2 separate regions of the Homo sapiens genome follow, and region 1 is linked to region 2. Evidence: chromatin loops called from intact Hi-C (ENCODE). Cell type or tissue: heart right ventricle. All regions are shown on one strand. Each heading gives the region's core, and the rest is flanking DNA. Links, peaks and the distances in the headings are about the cores only.

Region 1 (5,371 bases), core at 171-5,170, 50 kb after region 2:
AGTGTTCCCCAGCCTTGCCACCCACACCTTATGCCTGCCCCCAGGATCATGGGACACATGGCAGCAGCTGGGGGAAGATTTGGGCTTAATGTATTTTGGTTTATTGCCTTTGTCCACCACAGACCTTGTTGGACAGACTTGCTGAGGTTTCCTTGAAAGACACAACCCAGTGATAGCCTTTGGTCCAAGGACTCTCTGACTGTATCGTCAGTGACTCATCTATCTCACTGGGGAAGGGATGTACAATTAGTTCTTGCGCCACTTTAGGGAAACTTAGCTACTGAAAGGCAGAAGTGGCCATTGCTAGTCATGCAGATCTGAAATCCTGATTTCCTGTGGTAATTGCTCTTTATTATCGGCTTTGAACCTGGGCCCTGGGATGGCCCACATGCAGCCTCCTTGCTTAGGTCCTGTGCCATACAACCTGCACCTATGGGTGGGCAGGAAAGACCTAGTGGAGGGGGCCAGGACATATCATGTTGGCCTGACCTAAGCAACGGAGCCCAAGACAGCAGGCTAGAGCTATGGTGGCTGAGCTGAGTTTCCCAGCTAGACACTCCCCTAGACACTTGGCTCAGATACCATGCCCTAGCAGTGCCTGGGGAGTTGTACTGTAGTCAAGGCCATCAATGCCTGGTGGGATGTTGAATTTTGAGGGAGAACTAGCGCTCCAAGAGTTAAGCCATGCTGAAGCAGAGTTGGCCAGGCCACCTGCTGGCTGGAGATGAGGAAGAGCACTCGGTAAATCCCCAGTGACTGACGCAAGGGCTGCTGTATCTTGGCCCTGCAGGTATTAGACCCTGCCTCCATCACACAGAATGTAAGAGCTAGACTTGGGAGAAGTCCAGTCTTCTCTTTCAGTGGGGGAAACAGAGGCCCAGAGAGGGCAAGGGACTTTCAGGCAGTGAGATAATAGCCAAGTTGGCATGGGACTTGTGCCCAGGCCAAGTTCTCTCAGAGCTCTCCGAATGCTGCAGTAGGTTAGCATGCAGGGCTTGTGCAGGTGGGATGGCTCAAAGTCAGTCTTCAGCTTTTATTTCACCCAGCATGCCTCATGTTAGGCCTGTGGTACAGTGATTAGAAAGAGATTAGACCCCAATATTCTTGGCTTAGAGCTAAGTTCCGTGGTCCCAGGACTTGCTTGGGGCCTCACTTTCCTCAAGGCAAGCTGGTACCAACCTGCTGCCTGGGCAGCAGGTGCCAGAGAAGAGCTGGGATTCCAGCCACAGCTGAGGATGAGCTGGTTGGGCTGCCTTTTGAAATGTGTCTGTGTCCACACTTGGAATTCAGCTGAGGCCACGGGGAGGGGCATGTTATAATAGAGGAAAACAAGGGTTTCTGCTGGGGCCTGTCTTCCCTGATGTAGGCTTTCTCCTTACCCTAGGCCACAGGACTCTGGAAGCACGCAAGAGGTATTCTTAGAGTGCATACATGAGTATTGGAGGCCCAGGGCTTTGAACAGTGGGGCTTTGTATAGTCCAAGCTTGACATTTGGGGCTGATGGTAGCAGCAGCTGCTGCTTCTGCAGACTTCCAACTGCCATTGGTTTCTCTCTTTATGTCTTTGTTTTCCTGAGTACAGCTTCCGATCCCCTGATCTACCCCAGGTCTTTTCCGGGAGCCTCTCTGTACCTTTAGAGGTTCCCTTTCAGGGAACCCAAGCTGCTGCCCCCATCCTACACGTCCTCCCCCTTCACTCAGATCCTGGGCCCTCTCCTGAATCACTGCATGTCCAACCTTTCTCCAGCACCTCCTGCTGCTGCCTTGTTCTCTTATCTTCCTCCAAGGCCTATAGTAGCATACAGCATATCCTCCTTCCCCCACTGCATCCACTTTTAGAAGGCCAGAGCTGTAAGGAAGCTTAGAAATCATCTAGTTTAATCCCCTCATTTTCAGGTATGGAAATTGAGACCCTGACAGGTGAAGTAAGTTGCTCAAGGCCACCCAGCTAGGAAGGTTTCTCCTCAACCGGCTGGCTCATGAACACCCTGCCATCTTCCAGTCCACCAGTGCCAAACAGCCAATAACATCTCCAGTAGCAGCCCCATTGTTTTTCTCAGCCTGATCTTACCTGCTGCCCCAGGCCCTCTTCCCTCCCCTGGCTGAGTTCTGACTGGTCCCAACCAGTGCTACTGGTTCACAGGTCAGACTGAAATACAGCAGGCAGGCCTCTGGCACTTCTACCAACAGAGAGGGCCGTGCCTGTGGGTCTCAGTTTTGTCCAGAGTGTATTCAGGCAGAAGCCAGTCAGCCTGCCATTGAGAGAGGGGTCTTGCGGGTCAGGAAGGGACATGCTTCTGGAAACTTCCACAGGAGCCTGACCAGCTCAGACCCTACTTAGCTCAGGGAATCCCTCACCAACACCCCACTCACCAAGCATCTGCCTTCCCCTAGCTGCTGCTCTGACCTTTCTGAGCCTCTAATGCCTCTAAAGCTTCTGGGGCATCTGTCCCCTCGGCATCTCACCTGCTTGTCAGAGGAAGAGTGGCCCAGCTGGGCCTGGGTCACGCCTGGGTTGGCCTCTCCTGAGGCCCTCCCCACTGTCCTCAGCCACAGGCAAGGCTACACCGCCCTGTTAAAGCCACTCAGCCTCTCCCTTCTATCCTTCCAGCAGATGATCCCTGGATAATTTGTGCAGCAAATCCTCTTTAATCTGTAATCTGGGGTACTGCATGAAGGGAACCTGCCTCTAACCTGCCCCTTCACAGCTCGGGTGGAGGTGGAGAATATCTGACATTCCCCTTTAGGAGGTGTAGTGATCAGTAACTTGGGCATCAGCCGGATTCACTTTGTGAAAACCTTGTTGAATCCCTGCGGTAACTAATGGTTTCTCTCCAACTCATGCAGCAACTCCCCCTCCCTTCCAAAGGCGTCTCCTTCTGGGGATGTCAGGTGGGCCGTTCCTTTTTCTTTGGGAACTGGCTCAAGCCCCCGCGGTGCTTCTGGAGCTGAGTAAAAAAGAGCCAGGTGTCCAGTGCAGCCCGGGGACGAGGAGCTGAGGCTCCCCGCTCTGTCCTGGGTGACTCTGCATACTCTGCGCATCCGGGGGTCGCGGGCTGCGAGGCCGGCCCCCAGCTGGGCACCCCGACCCACTTCGCGCCGGCACCGCTAGCAGCTGAGGTACAGGCCCCGCCCCGGGGCCGACTCGCTCCGCCCCCGCCGCCGGGCCCCTCCCGCAGCGGTCCGCACTCGGGGAGGCGGGAGGGTGACGGCGGTGCTGCGAGGTCGGCGCGCAGCTCCGCCGCGGGTCGCTCGGGCGCTGTCCAGGCGGAGCCGGCCCCGCCCGGGCTGCAGCCATGGTAAGGCAGGCAGGCAGGCGGGCGGGCGCGGGGCAGGGCTGGGGTGCGCAGGGCCGGTCGCTCCCGGGCGGCTGCAAGGGGACCCGCGGCACCGCAGCCGCGGCTGTGCAGGGTGGGAGGCGCCGTCGCCGGCCCCGGGCACAGGCTGGCACTGCTGCCGGGCGGCGGTGCGTCGCTGCTCCCAAGTTTTTCCCTCTGAGCAGCCACGGAGTGGGCGCCAACCCCTGGGTGATGCCTGCGCTCTAGGACGAAGGGGTGGGTCCGTGCTGAGGGAGGTGCCCGCTGGTGGAGACGCGCTTGTTGGGCTGGGGAAGGCGCATCAGTAATAAGCGGAGGTGAGGGTCCCCATCCTCGCCTGGGTCAGCTTTTACCTGAGTAACCCCTCCTCACCCACCTACCCTGGGCACAGGGGCCAGTACCAACTTCATTTGGAAAACGCAGAGGAGGCCCACAAACACTGCCTGCCTCACCAGGAGGGATGGTAAGACGCTTGGCCCCTCCTTCCCTCAGCCTGACAAGGGGCAGTCCCTGGCCCTTTCCCAAAGGGACCCCAGAGAGGGGGAGGCCCAGCCCACCATCCTGCCCGGTGGGATTAGCTATATCCTTCTGCCCCTGGGACAGGAACCATGGGAAAGCTTCCTCCTGCTGCATCTACCCGCTCCCTCCCCACCAGCCAGGTCCCTCTGCAGTGTGTGGGGGTGGGGGCACCCATCCCTGCCACCTGCCTGTAGTGGGAAGAGAAACAGTAACCCCAGCCAGCCTCCCTGGAGGTGCCCAGGTAGGAAGTTTTTGATGCTTGGCTCTGAAGATGTAATCTCTTCTCCTGACATTGTTGCCAGAGCCTGCCACAAATAACGTAAGGGTGTCAGGACCTCTAGGCCACACACCGTCCTCTCCTCTCAGTCTGGAAGCCCCACAGCCTTTGCCCTCTGCATTGGGGGACACAAACTGTTTACAGCAGGGGGGGATCACTGACCAGCCTGTGGGGCGGGATGTTGGCTGTGGGCAGCCTCCAGAAGGGAGCTCCCTGGGCCCCCTGGGATCAGAAGCTTTCAGGTTTGGTAGGGCCAACCTTTTGGGCTCTTGTCTCTCAAGCTGTGTCCAGGCAGAGGCCCAAGCCTTGGCCAGGAAGTCTTGGTGACCCTGTGACCTTCCCCCAACGGGGGTTCCTGAGAGAGGCCTGTCCTTATTCCTTTCCCCCACTTCTCCCCACATGGTGGATGGATGGACTGATTGTTCTAGGGATGGAAGCCTAGGGAAGCACTGATTGTCCCCAGTGCCAAGCCCAGCAGGGGCTAGAGGGGCTTTTTCTGCCACACACTAACTTCAGTTCAGCTGAGGTCTTGGTGCTTTCGGCTTGTCCGAGGCCACACTGTTCTTCTCTAATTAAAGACACACCCCCCTCCACCCCAACCACCATCACCAAAGTCCCCATCCTCAGGCCCCTGCCCTCAAGCCAGCCAAGTTCTTAGGCTGACTGGTTCAGATCAGACTCCTCTATGAGGGTCTCTTTGTCAAAGGAGGTCAGTGTCCTAGCTGCTTTGGGAATCAGTGGGGGAGACCCCCCCAACCCAGCTATGCCAGGGGGTTTAAATTTACATGTGAAAAGAATGACAGGCCAACATTAATGACCATCCTGTGACTTGGGATGCACCTTCTCTTCTCAGGTTCAAAGCAGCTTAAGGTATCTATCATCTGGGAGTGCTTTCTCTCCCCAGCCTCGCTGGGAGGCAAGGAAGGGCCATTCACAACTGAACATTAAGGTCCTCAAATTAAGACACTATCCAGACTCACAAAAGATGTTTCCACCCAACCAGAAACAGTGGACCCCTGACCCCTAGTTGAGTGCACACTTCCAACCAGGCCCCTTAATTTATCTCCCACCTAAATGGCAGCTCTGAAGCTTCTGGGCTGCCAGCCTCCCATTGCCTTGAACCCGTGCTCCTCAGAGACCAAGTGCTAACAGCTCCCCTGTTGACACTATGGAAGCCATGGAGTGATCTAATTGATACAGGTTGCTATAAGTCAGAGGTCAGGTGTCCTAGGGTAAGGGGAGTCCCTGGAGCAAAGTCT
Region 2 (5,371 bases), core at 137-5,136:
TTCCTACTTTTCTGGAAACCTTGAATTCCAGGGGAAGACAGTATAGCCCTATATCTCATTGCATTTCCCACAGGCAAACAGATCCAGACACTGATCAGTTTTTATATTACTGAAACAGGTCCCTTTGTCCAAAGGAAGTAAAATAATCAAATACTGACCCTGGTTTTGGCGAGGAATCGATCCTTCTTTACCTGGGGATAGAGGTAGGCCATCACTGCCTACTGCCCATGTCTCTGCATTGTATTCTAAGCTGAAATTAAATTCTCCCAGAATTTATTTAGAATGTATTCTAAGCTGGCATTAAATTTTTCCAGAGAGTCTATGCTGGAGGAACCTAGAGACACATGACATTTATTGTCATCGGTTTATAGATTTACAGGTTAAAAAAAATGAAGGCTGTATATTTTCAGTTGATAATTTGCTTATAATCAGGGCATGGATATTGTTTCACAGTTGTTTATAAGTTAAAGAAAGATACATCTAAACTTGTCATTTGTCTTAGGCAGAAAATCTATTGGCTTGGGTATTATTTGTATTTAGAATCTGTTTCTTGTCAAGCATCACTCTCGAATGGGTGGGCAGATGATCCAGGGCTGCATTTTGGGGTCAGGCTAAACTAACAGTCTCTACTCTCTGGACTGAACCTAACGTATGGGACATGGCCACTCTTGGCAGAATATGTATACATCTCTTCTTTCATGCCACCTTTATCCTCTTCCATGTTGTCTGAATATCACTGAATGACTTTGACCCTGACTGTGTTACAATCATTAGGTATCAGGCACCCATCTCCCAGACAAAAGGAGCAACCAGAGCATAGTGAAGCCTTCCAAGCAAGTTCTGACACATTGGTGGCTGTAGAGAAATCTTACAGTGTAAGTAATACTGCCTGGAAAGCCAAGTTGAACCCAAAGATCTAATAAGATAGAACTGAGTTATTGTTATGTGTTATGACACCAAAATAATAGCTATAGTAGTTCTTTTTGGCTGGAGCATGTGCCTTCATGTCACTGACATGAATAAAATAATCTTTCCTCCTGTCTGATACTTTTTAAAAAGTCAGTTCAACTCAATGAATTGTGTATCCTGGAGATTGGGAGAGTACAGAAAAGTGTCAGATTCAGCTTTGGCACATGAGTTTCTGGCATAGTTTGCTAAACAAAACTAGGGCAAAGCTCCTTCCCCAGCAGGCGACTGAGGTCAGTTAGGAGTAGGAAAAGCAAGGGCAGGGTTGCTATGAGAGTATCTTCACCTGGAATATCCTCTAAGGGCCAAACTCAGCACCCAGCTCAGTGGAAGTGATGTGTTTGTGCCTGACAACTGCACCTCAGCAGGATCTATATGCGTTTCCACTGCAGTTACAGCCTTGCTTCAGGGCTTTAACACACTCTAGGCCATAGCGCAGCCAGACTAAGAAACCAAAATTTTTTTATTGTCATTGACATGGGATTGCAATCATTTAAAGAATATAGACAGCAATTGAGAATGATACAATATATGAATACAATAGTGATAAAATGTAAGGTCTTTTGACCTATTGTATTTAATCATGGCATATGAACCATTCATAAGATCAACTTATTCTTTCTCGGACTTGAGGGCTGGAAGAACAGTCATATTAACCATACTGGCTGAGCTGGAGAAGCAGGCCTAGGCAGGAAAGTGGGGAATGTCTGCCGGAGGCCAGGACGAATTCAGTTTGATGAGAGGTAAAGAGGAGCAGCTGTTAAGTGCACAGGAAGGGAAGTGTGTGGCAAAAAGCAGTGTCCGAGGAAATTAGTCACAAAATCTCTGCCAAGAGATCACTGAAGGTTGGGTGTAGTGGCTCACACCTATAATTCCAGTACATTGGGAGGCTGAAGCTGGAGGATCGCTTAAAGCCAGGAGTTCAAGACCAGGCTGGGCACCATAGTATGACCCTGCCTACAAAAAAATGTAAAAATCAGCTGAGTGCAGTGGCTCACTCCTGTAATCCCAGCCCTTTGGGAGGCCAAGGTGGGCAGATTGCTTGAGTCCAGGAGTTTGAGACCAGCCTTGGCAACATGGCAAGACCCCATCTCTACAAAAGATACAAAAGTTAGCTGGATATGCTGCATGCCTCTAGTCCCAGCTACTTGGGAGGCTGAAGTGGGAGGATCACCTGAGTCTGGGGAGGTTGAGGCTGCAGTGAGCCATGATCAGGCCACTGCACTCCAGCCTGGGGGACAGAGTGAGACCCTGTCTAAAAAAAATAAAAATTAGTCAGGCATGATAGTGTGCACCTGTAGTCTCAGCTATTCGGGAGGCTGAGGCAGGAGGATCGCTTGAGCCCAGCAGTTCAAGGCTGCAGTGAGCTGTCATTGCGCCACTGTACTCTAGCCTGGGTGGACTGAATGAAACCATGTCTCAAAAAAAAAAAAAAAAAGACTGAAGTGAGCCATTTGTTTGGCCACATAGTAATCAGGTCCTGAATATTGTGAAATAAGCAGGAAAAAAGGGGTGGAGCAGAGATGCTAAAGAAATAAATTTGCAGGCCGGTCGCGGTGGCTCACACCTATAATCCCAGCACTTTGGGAGGCCGAGGTGGGAGGATCACTTGAGGTCAGGAGTTTGAGACCAGCCATGCCAACATGGTGAAACCCCATCTCTACTAAAAATACAAAAAGTAGACAGGTGTGGTGGCACACACCTGTGATCCCAGCTACTTGGGAAGCTGAGGCAGGAGAATCACTGGGACCCCAGAGGCGGAGGCTGCAGTGAGCCGAGATCATGCCACTGCACGCCAGCCTGGGTGACAGAGGAAGACTCTGTCTCAAAAAAAAAAAAAAAGAAATTTGCAGGCCGGGTGTGGTGGCTCATGTCTGTAATCCCAGCACTTTGGGAGGCAGAGGCAGGCAGATCACGAAGTCAGGAGTTCAAGACCAGTTTGGCCACCATAGTGAAACCCCTCTCTACTAAAAATACAAAAATTAGCTGGGCATGGTGGCACATGCCTATAGTCCCAGCTACTCAGGAGGCTGAGGCAGGAGAATCACTTGAACCTGGGAGGTGGAGGTTGCAGTGAGCCAAGATCGCACCTCTGCACTCCAGTCTGAGTGACAGAGAGAGACTCTGTCTCAGAAAAATAAATAAGTAAATATAAATTTGCTGCTTTTTACTATTTTATTTTTATTATTGAGACTACATTGCTGTTTTTAAAATGCTTCTTCATTTGCCTTTAACCTATAATACTCAAGGGACTCACAGGTTCTGAGTAGCCGCAGCCTCCTCATCTGTAAGATGATGCCAACACATGGGCTATGTCTCTGCCTGTGAGGGATTAGTGTGTTTAAATTCAGTCCTCAACTTGAGTTGACTAGGGCCTTTCTCCTTATTTAGAATATTAGAATAGGACGGTCACCTCATCTCCACCCATTCTGCAGATGATGATGCTGAGGCTCAGGATTAGCATTCCTTCATGCTATTCCAGTCAGTTAACAGCTGCTTTTCCCCACCAGGAAGGGAAGGCAGAGGCACATGCACAAAGAGGTAGGGAGAGTCAGCTCAGTGTCACACTGACTGCTGGGTAGTGTTAGATAACCCCGTTGTTAACACTGCATCCAACTATAAAGGGATTTCGTTACAATGAACAGCAACTTAAAAGTGATTTCCTACATTATTAATAGCATCAGTCCATGCAATCAACTTGTTCACCAGAGTCTTCTGAGGATATAACAGATGAATTTTTAACTCCAGACGGTGAATATTTTTACTCCTCGACTGCTCAAGAAAACTTAGCTCTAGAGGTAAAAAACGCAGTTCAGGGTAAAGTACCTTTTCACCTTTCTCCATTGCCTTATTTCTTTTATTGAGAAAAATAGCTTACATATCAAAGTATGTAATGTCTACCAGGATTTTTTATACCTTTTTTGGTGTCAGGAGTGTGATATGAACCCATGCATTCATACGTGTTTTGAAAAACATCTGAAAATTTTTTTATTTTTGAGGATGGGAAGTCATGTGCAGTTTCTCCCAAAATTGTGGTTACTGCATTTATACAGCACTTTGTACTTTTTTTTCAAAACTTTTTTTTTTTTTTAATTTTTGAGATAGAGTCTCGCTCTGTCACCCAGGCTGGAGTGCAGTGGTGTGATCTCGGCTCACCGCATCCTCTGCCTCCCGGGTTCAAGCGATTCTCCTGCCTCAGCCTCCTGAGTAGCTGGAATTACAGGCGTGTGCCATCACACCCAGCTAATTTTTGTATTTTTAGTAGAGATGGGGTTTCACCATGTTGGTCGGGCTGGTCTCAAACTCCTGAACTCGTGATCCGCCCGCCTCGGCCTCCCAAAATGCTGGGATTACAGGCGTGAGCCACCATGCCTGGCTCAAAATGTTTTTATTCATGCTACTTAATTCATACTTCCTAATGGGAAAGGACAAGGCTATCATTCCTCTCTCTGAGGAAGACTGGTGTTCTGCAGATATACGGAATTAATTAACTCCAGCCTGCCAAGTTTTAGTGATGGGAGAGCCAGGATTGAGGCAAGGGTTCAGCAACAAATATGAGACTGTCCAATATACCAAGTTTTCTTGGGAATCTGCCTAGCTTTTACAAGAACCTCCTGTACAGAGTATTTTCATTTGTAAAATGAATTTTGATGAATTCTCTTATTTACTTATTTTCCACCCTACCTCCCTGCTAACCTGGCACCTTTTTGGGATCTTTTACCTATATGAAAGGGAGGATTGTGTCAATCACAGTATTTGACTGATAAGAATTCTAGGATGCATCAAAGATGTAATTTCAGGCCAGGCGCGGTAGCTCACGCCTGTAATCCCAGCACTTGGGGAGGCCGAGGTGGGTGGATCGTGAGGTCAGAAGTTCAAGACCAGCCTGGCCAAGATGGTGAAACCTCGTCTCTACTAAAAATACAAAAATTAACCGGGCGCAGTGGCAGGTGCCTGTATTCCCAGCTACTCGGGAGGCTGAGGCAGGAGAATTGCTTGAACCCGGGGGACAGAGGGTGCAGTGAGCTGAGATCGTGCCACTGCACTCCAGCCTGGGCGACAGAATGAGACTCCGTCTCAAAAAATATATATATATAATTTCAGCTAGGTGTGGTGGCTCATGTCTATAATCACAACACTTTAGGAGGCTGAGGCGGGAGGATTGCTTGAGCTCAGGAGTTTGAGAACAGCTTGAGCAACATAGCAAGACCTTGTTTGAAAAAAAGGAAATGAAACATTACTAGTCCCCAAAAGACCCCTTGTGATCCCATCCAGTCACTGCCTCTTCCAAAAGGAACCATTGTTCTGACTTCTTACCTCGTAGAGTAGTTTTGCAGACTGGGCCAGCTTTTAAGCCTTCTTTAGCTCTTCTGATAAAGCTCCCAAGAACCAAAATATCTTTGTT

What was found. Peaks named below come from ENCODE experiments on the same cell type or tissue, not always from the same donor. Only the 100,000 strongest peaks of a DNase experiment are listed, where the experiment ranks them.
Region 1: it touches region 2 in a loop (7-fold over the local background); 37 of 110 quality-filtered maps call a loop at or near these places.

What each region holds. Positions count from the first base shown.
Region 1 is chr17:58,529,888-58,535,258 of GRCh38, reverse strand. All of the region lies in intron 3 of SEPTIN4 (septin 4), which reads left to right. All of the region lies in intron 2 of SEPTIN4-AS1 (SEPTIN4 antisense RNA 1), which reads right to left. Among named protein-coding and RNA genes, the nearest start is that of SEPTIN4, 12 kb to the left of the region's middle. RefSeq lists a silencer at 2,998-3,447 and an enhancer at 3,545-4,045. In heart right ventricle, for the core only: a CTCF peak has its summit at 706 (motif pointing left); a DNase peak (open chromatin) is centred at 3,110; H3K4me3 peaks cover 2,568 bases; H3K27ac peaks cover 2,904 bases.
Region 2 is chr17:58,580,004-58,585,374 of GRCh38, reverse strand. It overlaps TEX14 (testis expressed 14, intercellular bridge forming factor), which reads left to right. Exons shown (of 32, transcript NM_031272.5): 19 at 775-875. LOC107985048 (a long non-coding RNA gene) reads right to left here. Exons shown (of 3, transcript XR_001752952.2): 3 at 5,148-5,371. Among named protein-coding and RNA genes, the nearest start is that of SEPTIN4, 38 kb to the right of the region's middle. In heart right ventricle, for the core only: no CTCF peak of the experiment used is centred there; no DNase peak of the experiment used is centred there.